3 separate regions of the Homo sapiens genome follow, and all the other regions are linked to region 1. Evidence: chromatin contacts called from ENCODE Hi-C or POLR2A ChIA-PET data. All regions are on one chromosome and are shown on one strand. The core of a region is the stretch at or near the end of the contact, and the rest is flanking DNA. Distances in the headings are between cores, read along the strand shown.

What was found. A loop is a pair of places that touch in the nucleus more often than their neighbours do. ChIA-PET counts read pairs that join two places held with the same protein, here RNA polymerase II (POLR2A). Pooled maps may share reads with other maps.
Region 2: a loop to region 1 is called in a map of MCF 10A, with 12 times the contacts of the local background. The contact joins two enhancer-like sites. A Hi-C loop is called at or near these places in 5 of 168 maps with a recorded cell type or tissue (HCT116, IMR-90, K562 and 2 more), 3 of 37 single-sample maps with no recorded cell type and 10 of 50 pooled maps.
Region 3: a loop to region 1 is called in a map with no recorded cell type, with 3 times the contacts of the local background. The contact joins two enhancer-like sites. A Hi-C loop is called at or near these places in 8 of 37 single-sample maps with no recorded cell type and 3 of 50 pooled maps. POLR2A ChIA-PET finds 5 or more read pairs at or near these places in 3 of 52 experiments (AG04450, activated CD4-positive, alpha-beta T cell and activated naive CD4-positive, alpha-beta T cell).

Annotation. Positions count from the first base shown.
Region 1 is chr15:42,469,954-42,473,265 of GRCh38, reverse strand. It overlaps ZNF106 (zinc finger protein 106), which reads left to right. Exons shown (of 22, transcript NM_001366845.3): 2 at 945-1,030. The coding sequence starts at 977. Among named protein-coding and RNA genes, the nearest start is that of ZNF106, 20 kb to the left of the region's middle. Within about 2 kb of position 1,581, at least 11 of the 41 ENCODE cell types and tissues checked have a DNase peak (open chromatin) inside an H3K27ac peak, as active enhancers do.
Region 2 is chr15:42,083,443-42,086,754 of GRCh38, reverse strand. PLA2G4D (phospholipase A2 group IVD) reads left to right here. Exons shown (of 20, transcript NM_178034.4): 4 at 411-542; 5 at 1,224-1,264; 6 at 1,617-1,659; 7 at 2,976-3,039. Among named protein-coding and RNA genes, the nearest start is that of PLA2G4D, 9.5 kb to the left of the region's middle. RefSeq lists a silencer at 2,030-2,324 and enhancers at 1,349-2,548, 2,493-3,108. Within about 2 kb of position 1,779, at least 5 of the 41 ENCODE cell types and tissues checked have a DNase peak (open chromatin) inside an H3K27ac peak, as active enhancers do.
Region 3 is chr15:42,182,806-42,186,117 of GRCh38, reverse strand. It overlaps VPS39 (VPS39 subunit of HOPS complex), which reads left to right. Exons shown (of 25, transcript NM_015289.5): 8 at 1,418-1,601. Among named protein-coding and RNA genes, the nearest start is that of MIR627, 15 kb to the left of the region's middle. Within about 2 kb of position 1,702, at least 2 of the 41 ENCODE cell types and tissues checked have a DNase peak (open chromatin) inside an H3K27ac peak, as active enhancers do.

The sequences.
Region 1 (3,312 bases), core at 332-2,831:
CGAAATGCTTGGGACCAAAAGTGTTGTGGAGTTCAGATTTTTTCGGATCTTGGAATATTTGCGTACTTACTGGCTGAACATCCCAAATCGGAACATTCCAAATCTAAACTGCTCCAGCGGGCATTTCCTTTGAGCATCATGTTGACACCCAAAAAGTTTCCGGTTTTGGATCATTTCAGATTTCAGATTTCAGATTTTTAGATTTGGAATTTTCAACCTGTATATGTTCTAACTTAAACTTGTTTTTTTTTTTTTTTTCAAAGTTGGAGTCTTGCTCTGTCGCCCAGGCTGGAGTGCCGTGGTGCAATCTCAGCTCACTGCAACCTCCGCTCTTGGGTTCAAGCAATTCTGCCTTAGCCTCCTGAGTAGCTGGTATTACAGGCACCTGCCACCACACCCAGCTAATTTATGTATTTTGAGTAGAGACGGGGTTTCACCATGTTGGCCAGGCTGGTCTCTAACTCCTGACCTCGTGATCTGCCCGCGTCGGCCTCCCAAAATGCTGGGATTACAGGCGTGAGCCCCTGCACCTGTCCATTCTGAATTAAACTTTAAAAGAATCTTATTCTAAGAATCTTTGGCTACTCTCAAAACACTGTTTTGAGAATCAGCTGTGAGAGGACAAGAGCAGAAGGAAGGAGTCGTTTCAGTAGTAGGGTAATGCCGTGTGGGATGAGAGATGTGCTGGGTGGTGAGAAGTGTTGGAATTTGGCTATATAGCAAGGTAGGTCTGACAATTTCCTAATGAGGGTGGATATGGGGTGAAAAAGAAGGATCAAGGATGGCTCCCAAAATGTTTACCCTATGCACCTGGAAACGGAAAGATCTGGGGGAGGAGCAAGGTGGAGGTGAGGAAGATAAGACTTGTAATTTTGGTTATGTGAAGATGAATGTAAGAAGGTACTGAGGAGAAAAGGTTACTAAATGTTACTTCCTCATTGCAGCTGTGACGTTGAGTGCTTCAGATCTGGTCACTATGGTACGAGAACGAAAATGCATATTATGCCACATCGTGTACAGCTCAAAAAAGGTAATAATGGAAGAGGGAGAATCTGAGGCTTTATGACTATTTTTTAAAGAGACATGTTATTAATAGATGTTATTAATATTAATAGACATATGTTATTAATAGGAAAAGCTTTGACAATGTCTTATTTATGCTTCTTTTCTTTCCTAAACCATAGTCTCATTCCACTGGTTTCTTTCTCGTTACTGCCTCCTAAAGCCAGTACCTGTATTATTAAACTTCTGTCCATCCAGAATTTGAGCGTATTCAAAACTAGATGACACAGAAATTTAGTAACCAGTTATAGGGAAGATACCTTAAAATTCCAAGGTTATTTGAAGTCATACTGCTTTCTGTAATTTTAAAATCATGTACTTTTTGATTAGCTAAGGATATAGCATCTATTATATGTACCTACAATCTGTTTATGCCTATGCTTGTGAAAAATGCAGCACAGCAGAAATGGTATTAACAATATCCTAGATGTCCACAAGGTGGGGATGTTGCTCAAAGTAAAACTTTTTTTTTGAAATGGAGACTTAACTGTGTTGCCTATGCTGGAGTGCAGTGGCGCAATCTCAGCTCACTGCAACCTCTGCCTCCCCAGTTCAAGTGAGTCTCCTGCCTCAGCCTCCCAAGTAACTGGGATTACAGGCATGTGCTGCTGGGTATGGCTGATTTTTGTATTTTTAGTAGAGACAGGGTTTCACCATGTTGCACAGGCTGGTCTTGAACTCCTGACCACAGGTTTTTCACCTGCCTCGGGCCTGTCAAAGTGCTAGGATTACAGGCATGAGCCACTGTGCCCGGCCAAAACATCTTTTTAGGACCTAAAATTGGCTGCAATTTGTGTCACTTTTTGCCTTTACCTGCCTTTATCATTTGCTTTCAGAGTAGTGCTGCTAGTTTAAATACTGAGGAATTTATTCTCTTTGCTTTTAAGATGCTCTTGATTGTTACTGGAAATGCAGAGAACTGGGAGGATCATGGGCTAGGTTAGCCAGGGAAGTGTGAGTGGAAGTGGTAAACTTTGAAAAGTGTCTAGAGTAACGATGGTTTAAGAGAAACGAGGAAGAGATATTTTGGGTAGGAGAACAACATGTACAGAGACAAATGGAATGGAGTATGACAGTTCTAGGAGTTGGCAAGAAGGCTCATCTGATTAAAACAGTTTTGCCTTGGGAATAGCAGGACTGTAATTTGTAATTAAGTGAAGATAGTTGATAAACAGTGTTGGATGCCAGACTGAAGGGTCGATTATGATCCACCAAGTAGACTTGGGTGGATACTATTTTTTTTTCTATCTAGATTTCTGTTAGTGATGGAAAAATTAGTGAGATTTAAAAATCATGTTTAATAATATACCTGCTACTGTTTACAAAAATAGAAGAATGCTCTTCTAGTTTTAAAAATTTGATGAAGGTTTATACAAATTGTCAATAAGTCAGAATTCCTTATGACTACTTTCACGTTGGACAGAGGTAGGGAGAAGATGTGAGATGGAAAGGCTGCTGTTCAGAGATGTGATATCAGAGTTTCATAGAATAGCAGCCCTATCTTGTGATACCATGATTTTGTGATTTTGCCATTTTAAATCTTTCTGGCTCTGCTACTCTGGTTTCAAACATACTTTTATCTCTTCATACTTTTCCATGATCATAATGAAGTTAAATGAAGGGCTGGAATTATCTACTCCTGCCCTAGGAAAAGCTGATTGTAGTTTTTATTTATTTTCCTTTTTTTTAAAAAAAGGAAAAGCTGGTTGTAGTTTTTATTTTTATTTTTTGCCTTTTTATTTTTTTTTAAAGCAAGGGAATGGCCTGCTTTAAGTGAGTGGTATGACTTAAGAAAGTAACAAAATGGGTTAGTTGGAAGGGATAACTGATACTTATTTTCAGATAGGACTATGAACAATTGGTGTTGAAGCCATGCTTGTCTCCAATTTCCCAAACTAGTGTAACTCTGGTTTCTCCAAATAAACTATGGAGGAGAAAAGGTTCTAAGTGACTTGAGTATGGGGAAAAGCTGTGTAAGGTATCCCTGAGTATCCTGAGGCCCATTAACATAAAATACTGAGAAGCCCTGGAGTTAAATATATGTGTATAATAGAGATGGAGTCTTACTGTGTTGCCCAGCCGGTCTTGAACTCCTGGCCTCAAGTGTGAGCCACTACACCTGGTCATATTTTTTGTATTATTCAATGTTTTCCACATGTGTTTAACCATGAGTCCCCCCTCCCCTCCAACCAACCCAGCCTTTAAAAATATAATACTGATTAATATACAAGGCCTAAATAGAAGCCTAAT
Region 2 (3,312 bases), core at 530-3,029, 390 kb after region 1:
TCAGCCTCCCGAGTAGCTGGGATTACAGGCACCCACCACCATGTCCAGATAATTTGTTGTATTTTTAGTAGAGATGGGGTTTCACCATGTTGGCCAGGCTGGTCTCGAACTCTCGACATCAGGTGACCCACCCACCTCAGCCTCCCAAAGTGCTGGATAACAGGCATGAGCCACCATGCCCAGCTCAGAATTTTATGTTTGATAAAAACAAAAATTAGAAGGAGGAAATTTGAAATTTAATAAGATTTCCTTATATTTAAGTTTTACAGTTTTTTTTTTTATTTTGAAGCGCAGACGTGTGGTGGCATAATGATCTTCTCTGACTCTAGACATCAAGTAAGGGCTCAACAGAGGTGAGCTACTCTCACTATGAGCAGGTAAAATGCTAAGTCGCTGTTCCTGGTTCCTAGAATGTTCTGGAGCTTAGCATCTATGATGAGGACTCAGTCACGGAGGATGACATCTGCTTCAAGGTTCTCTATGACATCTCAGAAGTCCTCCCTGGCAAGCTGCTCCGGAAAACCTTCTCCCAGAGTCCCCAGGTGGGTGGGTGGGTGGGGAAGTCCCCGTGGGCCCCACTTCTTCCAACTCCAAGCTGAGGAAGTAGCTATTTCTCCCACCTGTTGGGAGGCTGCTGGGGTGAACTCATTCACAGAAAAATCTAAACCCCTTTTTAGATTTGCATTTTAATAAGCAAGGAAAAGGCTTCACTTTACAGTTACAGGCTGAATCACCCAGTGGAGGAATTTTAGCCACCTGTGGCAGGAAGGCCACCCCTCAAAACACAGCTCAGCATCCATCACTCCTGCTGGTGGTGCCAAGGCCTGCTTTGTGAAGGCCTCACGTCCCTTCCTGCTGCAGCCTGGGGGTGGGGACGGCAGAGTTCGGGGGTCTGGGCCCTCCTCAAGAAAAAGATATGGGTCCTGCACATCATGCCTCCTTTGGCTGTGCTCCTTGTCTTCCCCTTCAGTCTTGCCCAGAGTTGTGGGACCTCCAAGGGAGGGAGACCTGTTCTCTGCAGACTTACTAGCTGTGGGCAATGTGGGCAGGTAGCCCATCTGGCCCCATACCTCAGTTTCCTCATCCATAAATTGGAAATAATTGTACTAACGTGCCTCCCTTGGAGACCGCTTGAGAGGATGAGATGACACCTGTAAAAGAACTGTGTCAACTCTGAAGACACAGGTATGTGCTGATGACTTGCTCATGCTCTCTGATTTCAGGGAGAGGAGGAGCTGGATGTGGAGTTCCTGATGGAAGAAACGTGAGTAATGTCACACAGCCCAGGGAGTGTCTCAGGACTCAGGCTCTGAGGAAATGGCCCTGACCCAGATCTCCCTGTGGTCAGTCCAGCCTGACTGTCCCTCATCTCCTACCCCTGCCAGAGAGGTCGGGAGTGGGGCGGGGCTTCTCTTAGGGAAACACAGAGAGGAAGGCCGATGTTTTCTCTCTCTGCTCTCTCCCCTCCCCTCTCCTCCTGCAAAGCATCTCCCCTTGTCCCTGAACCGAATCCAGGACTTACAGAGCCCTCAGCATCACCCAGGGAGACCCCACATGGGCGGGAGCGGGAGGTCAATGCAGGAAGCGTTTGCCTTTGCATGGTTTGATTTTTCCAGGTCAGATCGCCCAGAAAACCTCATCACCAACAAAGTCATTGTGGTAAGCACCTTCCCCAGGCTTAGGGGAGGGGCCCCAGAGCAGACGCTTGGGGAGGGAGGGCAGCTGCCTGGGGTGTGGACCAGCAGGGACAAGGAAGGGGCAGGGCTTCGTGGTAAAACCACCCCTAGCCTTCCAGCCAGGTGGTCACCTGTGGCTGTGGGTCTTGGAGGGGCCTGGAGCTAAGGGGCGCATAGAGAGAGGGGAGGCAGGGCTCTGCTGAGAGGAGGTTCTGGCCCACGGCTGTTCGGGGTGCTTCCGGAAGGTGTTTAGTCACCTGCGGTGAACTCATAGTTCTAGGGATTGACTGAGTGCTTCCCTGGGAAGCGGTGAAGAAATCAGGTAGGCCAGGCCCACCTTCCGGTTGTTCACGTTGAGGTCACCGAGGCTCAGAGGGAGTTCCCAGGGCGGTGTACTGCCAACCTAGGAGGATCAGAGGCTCAGGCAGCTAGCTCCTCCTTGGGACTGGGGAGAGTCCTGGTCAGCGCTCCTGACCACGGGCTCACGAAGCTGCAGTGGACAGAAATGGCCGCAAGGTGGCGAGCGGGCGACGCGCTCGATTATCACAGTGACCCAGACCAGCAGCACAGACCTGGGAGCAGGCGGGTCCAGGGTCACGGGCGAAGGCACCTAGAGCCCAGCATTTAAGCTCCTAGGGGCTGTTTGATGGACGGGTATTACTTTTAAAAATACACATGAAAATAAAGTCAAGCCGATGGCACTGCCTCTTAGGAGGTGATGGAGACACACAGCAGGTGGGCAAATTCAGTGATTGTGTGGAGCGTGGGTGGCGGGCATCTGCTGGTATGCTTCACAGACAGCATGCAGAGGCTCCCTTGGCAAGGCCACGGGGGCCTGGCCTTGTCATTGTCCCCCAGTTAGGCCACAGAGGACAGCCAGGAGACGTTCTGAGGGTTTGTCCGACGCCCCGTCTACCCTCCTATGGATGGGCGGCTTGCTTAGATTATTTGGAGTTGTGGTAGAATACCTCCTCCAGCTCCAAGCCACAGGGAAACAAGAGAAGAAACAGCTGTGTCTGAGGGCTGGGCGCTCTAGGAGGTTTCGGGAGTTTGGCAAAGCCAGGGGAGCTGGAGGGGAGGTGTGGAGCCAGGGCCCTCCTGGCTGCTGCGGAATATCAGGTTCAGCCGCGGCAGAGGATCGGCAATGGGATGAAGGGCCTCTGCAGCCAATCCCATCCTGAGCCCACACAACTCCTTGTGTGTGTGGTGGATTTGGGACAGTGGGTCTCAGAGGGTTGAGGTTAAGGGGACCTCAGCTTACCCTGCAGAGGCCCCTGCCCATGATGTGGTCTTCCCCAGGCCCGAGAGCTGTCATGCCTGGATGTGCATCTGGACAGCACAGGGAGCACCGCTGTGGTTGCAGGTGAGACCAGCTTAGAACCAGGCCTGGACTCTGCCTGGATGTGGGGGTGAGGAGGATTGCTGGGAAGCCTGCGCAGGGCAGGAGGCCAGCAGCAGGGTAGAGCTTGCCTCTCTCTTCTCACCCACATGGCACAGAGGGCCACGCATCTCCGCTGGGCAGGAGGGTCCCCTGACCTGGGGGAGAGCATGTTGCAGAAGGCAGGAGTCCGGGATGGGGGGTTGTGGGGCCCCTTGGGCTGGGAAGGGCCCTTTTCAGAATGCTGTTGACGATGGC
Region 3 (3,312 bases), core at 453-2,952, 290 kb after region 1:
TCATTTGAATATCCTGATTTTATCAGCATCAGAGTTGCAGACTCCTGGAGGAGTCACTGCTGTGCCACTGACTCAATAGCAAGTAGGCCTACAGATGGTGAGAGAGCGCACAAGGAATAAGGGAACTGAGCAAAAGCTGGACTTAAGGCTCTCAGTTCTCTGACTGCCTTGGATGCTGACATCACCTTCAGGGTGGGAAACCTTGCTTTAGGACCAGGCTATTCAGAAATTACTTATTTACATACAGTAAAATTTATTCTTTTTGGTGTACAGTTCTGTGTTTTGACAAATGCTTAGATTTATGTGACTAATGCCACAATCGAGATTCACAACACTACCATCACCCCCCAAAATTCCCTCATATTGAAGTCAGCCTCTCCTTCTGTTCCTAGACCTCTGGTAACCACTCATCTGTTCTTCATCTCCTATAGCTTTGCCTTTTCCAGAATGTCATATAAATTGAATGACACAATATGTAGGCTTTTGAGTCTGGCTTCTTTCACTTAGCAGAATGCACTGGAGATTTATCCATGTTGTTGTGTGTGTTAATAGTTTATTCTTTCTCATGGCTGAATAGTAGTCTATGGCAAGGTGTTTGTTTATCCATTCATCAGTTGATGGACAAAGTTGATTTTGGCCAGGCGCGGTGGCTCACACCTTTAATCCCAGCACTTTGGGAGGCCGTGGCGGGTGGATCACGAGGTCAGGAGATTGAGACCATCCTGGCTAACACGGTGAAACCCCATCTCTACTAAAAATACAAAAAAAAAAATTAGCCTGGCGTGGTGGCACACGCCTGTAGTTCCAGCTACTCAGGAGGCTGAGGCAGGAGGATTGTTTGAACCCAGGAGGCGGAGGTTGCAGTGAGCTGAGATTGTGCCACTGCACTCCAGCCTGGGCGACAGAGCAAGACTGTCTCCAAAAAAAAAAAAAAAAAAAGTTGTTTTCAATTTTTAGCAATTTTGAATAAGCATCTAAGACATTTGCATACAAGCGTTTGTGTAAACATACATTGGCATTCCTGGGCAAATGCCTGGGAATGGGATTGCTGGGGCATATGGTAAGTGTATCTTTAAGGGGCATATGGCAAGTGTATCTTAAACTTTGTAAGAAACCAACAAACAAAACAGCTGCACCATTTTGCATTCCCACCAGCAGTGAATGTGAGTTCTAGTTGCTCTGCATTCTTGCCAGCACCTGGCATTGTCAGTTGCCAGGCTAGATGCTTTCCTTTGCATTAGAGAACGGGTTTTACATTGTGATAACAACGGTTATTATAATAAACTCTGTAACATTTTCTTATGTCAAACAAGGAATATTATTGGCTTCTCTAGGTTTCGGGTTCTATCTGGATTTTTCCTGTGTTCTTACCTCTGGCTGGGGAATGCTAGGTGACTCACTCTGTTTCTTCCTATAGGTGGATGGAAAGGGGTCCATCAAAGAGCTCTTTCCAACAGGAAAACAGCTGGAGCCCTTAGTTGCACCTCTGGCAGATGGAAAAGTGGCTGTGGGCCAGGATGATCTCACCGTGGTACTCAATGAGGAAGGGATCTGCACACAGAAATGTGCCCTGAACTGGACGGACATACCAGTGGCCATGGGTGAGACCAACAGTAGCTGCTGTTTCCCACTTTGGGTTGAGGTTGTGTGCCATTCCTGCAGAACGGAGTCCCATTCGTAGCTTTAGCAGACTGGTTTACGTTGTGTCATTCACTTTCAGTTCCCCTTCTTATAAGTAGATGACATTTTAGGGTCATTAAAAATGGGATAGTCTAGTTCTTGCAAGAAGCTGAGTTTTACTCCAGAGGGGGAAAACATATAAACAGAAATGTTTATTTTAGGAAGTGATTATCTACTGCTATCTTTTACTTCTTAGTTTTTTTCTTCCTCCTTTTTTTAAGAGTTTTGATTGTGTCCTCTGCCAAATAGACTACATTTGGAAATTAGTGGAAATTCCTTGTGTATTCCTATAGTATGAGTAATTCCATATTGAAGGGTTTTTGATATAGTAATTCCATGTTGAAGGGTTTTTCTATTGTTGCTTTTTTTTTTTTTTTTTTTTTGTAGCTTAGAGGCACAGACAACATTTAGGTGATTTTGGTGTCAGCCTCTATTCTACGCATTAGGTGCTTCTGTTCTTATGCTTGCTTCAGGTTCCCAGCTCTCCACAATGGAATTGCCTGGAAGCATATAACCACTCTTGCCCCATTTTATTTTCAGTCGGAAGAGTGAGCATTACTAAAATAGTTACTGCTGTGAAGTGGGACGTACTGACATGCTTTCTGTCTTTAAAGACCCCTGTCTCTGGAGACAAGGGTTACAGTCTTGGATAAAGAGACAAAACAAGGCACTGCTTAAGGTGTTAAATTGGATGAGTTAAAATTCAGTAGTTCAGAGAAAGGGAAGTTTGTTGTTTAATTAGGAAGAAGTTTCATTACATAGGTAAGACTGAACTATGGACTAGGTCAGGCAGGGAGTTTGGAACCTGGCTTGAAGAAAAATTTCCATTCAATCTAGGCAGAAAGCCCAATAAATGAGTAGAAGTCCAAAGAAAGACATGCCGATTTGGGAGAGGGTATTACAGAGCCTGACTTGATACAGGTGGTCTGAATTACAGAGCAGTGAAATAGGGCCAGTTGGTAGATGTCCGTGAGAAGGTCTGGGAGGCCAGTAGATTCCTGAATGGTAGAATGTCTTGATAAAAGCATCATGTTCTGGCCGGGCACAGTGGCTCACGCCTGTAATCCTAGCACTTTGGGAGGCTGAGGCAGGCAGATTGCCTAAGCTCAGGAGTTCACAATCAGCCTGGGCAACATGGTGAAACCCCGTCTCAAACACGAAAAAAAAAAAAAACTAGCTGAGTGTGGCAGTGTGTGCCTGTGGTCCCAGCTACTTGGGAAGTTGAGGCAGGAGAACTGCTTGAAGGGAGGGGGAAGTTGCGGTGAGCCGAGATTGTGCCACTGCACTCCAGCGTGGGTGACAGAGCAAGACTCCCGCCTCAAAAAAAAAAACAAAAAACACATCATGTTCTAGGGTGATTGTTCTGGTTGTGGTTAGAGATAAGTAGACTAGAAGGAAGAGAAATCAAAAGGTCAGTATTTTAAAAGGCCCAGGATTATGGATAGTCACAAGTTTGAGGGGCTTATGGAGCTTTATGAGAGGCTTTCCCGATGTTCTAGGCGACCTTGTTTTCCCTTCAGAAGAGGAACTTTGGTAGATGAGTTTAAGAGGCATGTAAAAGTCAAGCGTGTTTCTGATTTCCCAGGATGAGAGTTCCTGTCTTCCAACCTTCGTTAGTGCCTGGGGCCTTCA